Regions from separate parts of the Homo sapiens genome. Here region 2 is linked to region 1. A link is an interaction called in ENCODE POLR2A ChIA-PET data of the cell type or tissue named here. Cell type or tissue: OCI-LY7. All regions are shown on one strand. Links, peaks and the distances in the headings refer to the core of each region. The heading gives the core; the rest is flanking DNA. Region 1 holds the start of TMOD4 (tropomodulin 4). Region 2 overlaps ARNT (aryl hydrocarbon receptor nuclear translocator).

The links. ChIA-PET counts read pairs that join two places held together with the same protein. Peaks named below come from ENCODE experiments on the same cell type or tissue, not always from the same donor. Only the 100,000 strongest peaks of a DNase experiment are listed, where the experiment ranks them.
Region 2: POLR2A ChIA-PET joins it to region 1 with 13 read pairs; 2 of 35 experiments call an interaction of 5 or more read pairs at or near these places.

The regions. Positions count from the first base shown.
Region 1 is chr1:151,174,783-151,177,685 of GRCh38, forward strand. It overlaps TMOD4 (tropomodulin 4), which reads right to left and starts at 1,199. Exons shown (of 10, transcript NM_013353.3): 1 at 1,142-1,199; 2 at 1-135. The coding sequence starts at 93. It overlaps VPS72 (vacuolar protein sorting 72 homolog), which reads right to left. Exons shown (of 6, transcript NM_005997.3): 6 at 1,522-2,249. The coding sequence ends at 1,862. In OCI-LY7, for the core only: a CTCF peak has its summit at 1,354; a DNase peak (open chromatin) is centred at 1,359.
Region 2 is chr1:150,857,752-150,860,663 of GRCh38, forward strand. ARNT (aryl hydrocarbon receptor nuclear translocator) reads right to left here. Exons shown (of 22, transcript NM_001668.4): 2 at 598-709. Among named protein-coding and RNA genes, the nearest start is that of ARNT, 17 kb to the right of the region's middle. In OCI-LY7, for the core only: no CTCF peak of the experiment used is centred there; no DNase peak of the experiment used is centred there.

The sequences.
Region 1 (2,903 bases), core at 1-2,500:
CAGCTGCTCTAGCTCCTCGGGGCTCAAGGTCCTTAGGATCTCATCTTCATCTATGTCTCTGTATTTCTCCAGTTCCTTCTGATATGATGACATGGTGGCCCCCACCCCCTCCCCACTGTGTGGTACTCACAGAGCCTGGGCAACATGGGACAAAAGGATGGACAATGGTAAGATGGACAGGGACACAGCAGGGACACAAAGAGACCAGCCAGGGGGGCAGAACATTGGATTGGATTTCTTGGAGATTAGAAGTCTAGTTGAGGATGGGAAGTGGGGAAGATTAGGTTGTTTAGAGTTAGAACTAGAGTCTCCTTTCTGCTTCCCCAGCTTCCAGCCACTCTGGATGGGGATCCCAGACATCTAAGCTGGGTTTGTCTTCCCACGGTATGACAGAGAAATCCTGGCAGCACCCCTCCCCTATAACCTCACTTGTCAGTGCCTTCGCCCTAACACAGCTGCTGGAAGCCCTGCCAACACAGCTGGTCCTATGCCCAGTTCCTATTGAAAGGGGATGAGGGGTGGGGGAATAGAGAGCTTCAGGGAAATTCCTCCTCTCCTCCTCATAATCCAGGCTTTTTCCTAAACCGGATAAAAAAACCAAGGACAATGAGGTGTAAGGGGAAGAGAGAGTCTCTTACCCCATCCTCATTTCCCTTTTATTGTGGGGGATCAAGATTTCACTTTCTGTGTTTGCTAAAATTTGAAGTCTTAAGGGAAAGCAAGGGCTCGGAGCAGTTGGGGGACTTCCAGGTTGGGGGAAGGGTAGTAAGGCCTCTGTGAGTCCCCATAATCTGTCCCTTGCTTTGGACAGGAAGGTGACACCAGACCAATGGGTGTAAATAGGGTAAAGTTTCTTTAAAAACAGTGGGAATATTAAACTCGCACAATTTTGTACAATATAAGATACGCATAAGGAGCTATGCATACACACCATGCTGAATATGAAAGATCCAGAAAGTATGTGAGACACATCGACAATGTAAACTATACACAGTTAAGGGGTAGGACGGCACAGTGGCAGAAATATACACTGAGTGACAGAGACAGGGACACACTCCACATCATTCCCCATAGGAGCCACTCTTCTCCTCCCATCTCCCACCGGGCTCTCATCCATAAGCCCCCTGTCTTCCCCACCTACCAGTCCTGGTGGTCACCTCCCTTCTCACCTCCCCTGTGTCAGTAGGTCTGTCTGTTCTACTAGAGCACTGTCCCAGCAGCAGGAGGAGCCCGGTGCCGGGGGAGAGGGTGGGGGAACAGTGAGCTCAGCATTTTATTATTTTAGCTCTGGCCAGGTGGGGGGTAGTGGGAGATCACATATACACAGCCCCCATACCCTGCCCAGCCCTGAGAGCCTCTAGTGGTCATTAACAGCCATGGCATCTCTTCCACTTCCCTTCATACAAGCCCCAGTCTGAGACATATGAGTTCGACTAGAATCAGCCAGTTCCTCCTTATTTGGTGCCTGCTGTATTCAAAACAGTGAGTGTAAAGTGATAGGAAGGTCAATACAAGGATGTGTTTTGGTGTGCAATTTTCAGATGTTTATAATTTAGTTGGAGGAATGAATACAATTTAGAAAGGACAGCTCATAATAAATGCTATCGAATAAAGACCCAAATATATGCAGGTATTCAAATACTTCTTGCTCCCAACCCTAGACTGGACACCAGACAAAAGGGATCTTTCTATTTTATTAGATTAAAAAACACAACGAAACCTGTAAGAACTAGGGGAAAAGGAAAAAGAAACAGATTAGGCAAAGATCAGAGATGACAAAGGGGAGAAGCAGGGAGAAGAAACGGAACAGCAAGAGCCCCAATCAGGGCAGGAAAGAAGTTTCTGAGGACTAGACATCTCTTCATTTAATGACAATTTTCTGGCGCAAGGCTCGGGGCCCAGAGCCAGGGAGGGGCTCAGGAGGTGGCGGGCCGGGGCCCAGGGCTGAGGCAGTGGGCGGCAGTCCATGGGCAGTAATGTACTTCTTGTAAGCCTCACGAATGATCTTGAAGGCTCGAGCAGTGGCATAGGGTATGTCTGTAACAGGGTCCCGGTATAGGGCTGGACGATGGGTCACTGGACAGACCTCACGAACAGGGACTTTTGGGGGCCGCCCTTGGGGGAACCATTCCTCGAAAGTTGCATCATCACTAAAAGTGATGAAGGTACGTGAGCAGCGAGCAGGGGGGTTGACGGGTCCAGTCCCAGCATGAGGAGTCAATGCAGACACCGAGGGAGCAGGATCAAGTCTGAGGACAAAAGACAAGGAAAAACACAAAGAGCTGAGGAGAGAAGACAACAGATACAGAAAGAAGGAAATCAGGCTGGGTGCAGTGGCTCACACCTGTAATTCCAGCACTTTGGGAGGCTGAGGCAGGCAGATGACGAGGTCAGGAGTTCGAGACCAGCCTGACTAACAAGGTGAAACCCTGTCTCTACTAAAAATACAAAAATTAGCCGGGCGTGGTGGCGGATGCCTGTAATCACAGCTACTCAGGAGGTTGAGGCAGGAGAATCACTTGAAGCCAGGAGGCGGAGGTTGCATGGAACCAAGATCGTGCCATTACACTCCAGCCTGGGTGACAGAGCAGCGAGACTCCATCTCAAAAAAAAAAAAAAAAGAAAAGAAAGAAAGAAGGAAATCAGAGAGATGAGGAAAGAGAAAAAGGAGGCAGGGTGTTGGGAACATTCTGAGGAACGTACTAAGTGACTGATGGGAAAAGAAAGCTAGGCTAGAAGGAAAAACAGGAAAGAGAAGAACAGAGAAGCTAAAAGAAAAAGGAATAAGAAAGAAATAAGCTGGGCTGGGCGCGGTGGCTCACACCTGTAATCCCAGTATTTTAGGAAGATGAAGCGGGACGATTACTTTAACCCAGGAGTCTGGGCAACACAGCGAAACCGTC
Region 2 (2,912 bases), core at 147-2,646, 320 kb before region 1:
ACAAAACTAGGCATATTCTATCATATATTCATGTGTATAATAATTATTTCTATCAGAACACAACCAACTTAGAAACAAGGACTGTGTCTTATTCATCTTTGTATCCTACTTGGAATCAGCACAATGCCATAACACTAATTAGGAATTTAATAAATACTTTTGGAGCTGAATGGACTCTGCATTCCAAACCAAGCAACATATCAATAACTTAGAAGACAGCTATTCTAGAGCTCAGCATTCTCTAAATTCAGAAAAGCAGCCTACCAAAATGATTTTGGGAAAACAGAAACAAAGCTTAATGAAAGCAGCAAACAGTTTTCTCAGGCATAGTAAAATCTCTGGGCTTAGCTACAGTCCTTTATCTTACGGAAATTTTGGTTTAAAAAAAGAACTGCTTACGGGAAACTTGGATAAAAACAAATTCTTCATAAACAAAAATACAGGGACTAAGGAGACTTATATGACAGTAGTGTAGTAAGTAATCAAGTTGAAGTGAGATGGTCAGGAATAGCGAAGTGAGTTCAGCAACTAAATAAATTCAGCAACTAAAGTTGGTTTATAGGAGAGATATTCATAACACACTACACTCAAACTCACCCTGGTCGCCGCTTAATAGCCCTCTGGACAATGGCTCCTCCACCTTGAATTCCAGGTCCAGAGTTTCCAGAGGCAATGGCTGGACCCAGTGATGGTACATCTGATGTCATTTCTGTCAGGAAAATAATGAAGTAAACATTTTTAAAAAGACAGTCCTTGCTTATCATCAGTATCATCAAGTTAGCTAAAAGAAAGGTTCAAGCTATAGACAAAATCTCAGCAGTTTGCTAAAAATCCCAAATGCTCATATCCAGATTGCTCTTCTTGATTTTTTTTTTTTTTTTTGAGACCAGGTCTCACTCTGTTGCCTGGGCTAGAGTGCACTGGTATAATCACTGGTATAGGTCACTACAGCCTCAAACTCCTGGGCTCAAGCAATCCTCCCACCTCAGCTTCTGGAATAGCTAGGACTATAGGCCCGCACTACCACACCCAGTTAATTTTTTTTTTTTTTTTTAGAGATGGGGTCTTGATATGTTGCCCAGGCTGGTCTTGAACGCCTAGCTCCAAGAGATCATCCTGCTTTGGCATCCCAAAGTGCTGGGATTATAGGCATGAGCCACCACACACGGTCTCTTCTTGAATTCTTACACTGGTACAAGATATCCCCATACTTCAGTTCCCCCCATGTCATAGAGTTTGGAAGAAGTACTATATTCTGCAAACTTCATGTTAAAAAGCTTATACATACATAACAATATACTAATATTGTATAGACTTAATAATATACTAATTTTAAAAAAATACATACATAAATGGGTTTATACATTTCATTCATGCAACAAATATTTATAACTTATTTTATTTATTGTGATTGGAAAATACAGAAAACCCCAAAGGAAAAATCACCTAAATTCCAATACTTAAAAGAAAATTATGTAAAGTAAAACTGAAAGTCCCTCATTATTGTCTCCCTTTCCTGCCCCCCGTACCTCTCCTCTCTCCTTCCAATTCAATCTCATCCCCCAGCAGTAACCATTAGTAACAGCTGAGTACTTTTTTTTTTTTTTTTTTAAGACAGGGTCTCACTTTGTCCAGCCCAGGCTGGAGTACAGTGGCATGATCATGGCTTACTGCAGCCTCAACCTCCCGGGCTCCAGTGATCCTCCTGTCTCAGCTTCCTAAGTAGCTGGGACTACAGATGGGTACCACCACACCTCGGTGATTTTTTTTTTCTTTTTTTTTCTTTGTAGAGATAGGGTCTCACTGTGTTCCCCAGGCTGGTCTCAAACTCCTGAGCTCAAGCAATACTCCCACCTCAGCTTCCCAGAGCACTGGAATTACAGGTTTGAGCCACTGAGCCCAGCCCTGAGTATATTTTCTCTTATTTTTCAATCTCAGTTTATATATACCTAACTCTGTAATCAAAAAGAGGTGCAGGCTGGGCACAGTGGCGGATGCCTGGAATCCTAGAGCTTTGGGAGACCAAGGTGGGCAGATCACTTGAGCCCAGGAGTTCGAGACTAGCCTTTGCAACACAGTGAAACCTCATCTGTACAAAAAATACAAGTTAGCCAGCATGGTGGCCCATGCCTGTAGTCCCAGCTACTCAAGAGGTTGATGTGGGAGGATCACTTGAGCCTGGGAAGTCGAGGCTGCAGTGAGTCGTGATTGCACCACTGCACTCCACCCTGGGCAACAGAGCAAGATCCTGTCTAAAAAAAAAAAAAGGGTGCATTTTTCTCTTAGTAAAAAATGGAGGCCTGATCTTCAACTTGCTCGTCATTTCAATATACATCATGAATATCTATCTACACACATCTCATTGTTTTTTGTTAGTTCATACTGTATAGTGTACAATATTTTGTGCATCAAATAACACTACCAACAGAGTGAAAAGGCAACCCATGGAATAGAAAAAAAAAAATTCTTTTTTTTTTTTTTTGAGTTAGAGTCTCACTCTGTCGCCCAGGCTGGAGTGCAGTGGCGCAATCTTGGCTCCCTGCAACCTCCAACTCTCGGGTTCAAGTGATTCTCGAGCCTCAGCCTCCCAAATAGCTGGGATTACAGGCACGCACCACCACGCCTGGCTAATTTTTGTATTTTTATTAGAGATGGGGTTTCACCATGTTGGCCAGGCTGGTCTTTAACTCCTGACCTCAAGTGATCCGCCCACCTCAGCCTCCCAAAATGCTAGGATTACAGGCATGAGCCACCGTGCCCAGCAGAAAAAAAAATTTTCGAATCATATATGCAACACAGAATATCCAAAATATATAAAGAGTGGCCAGGCACGGTGGCTCACACCTGTAATCCCAGCACTTTGGGAGGCCAAGGCGGGCATATCACCTGAGGTCAGCAGTTCGAGACCAGCC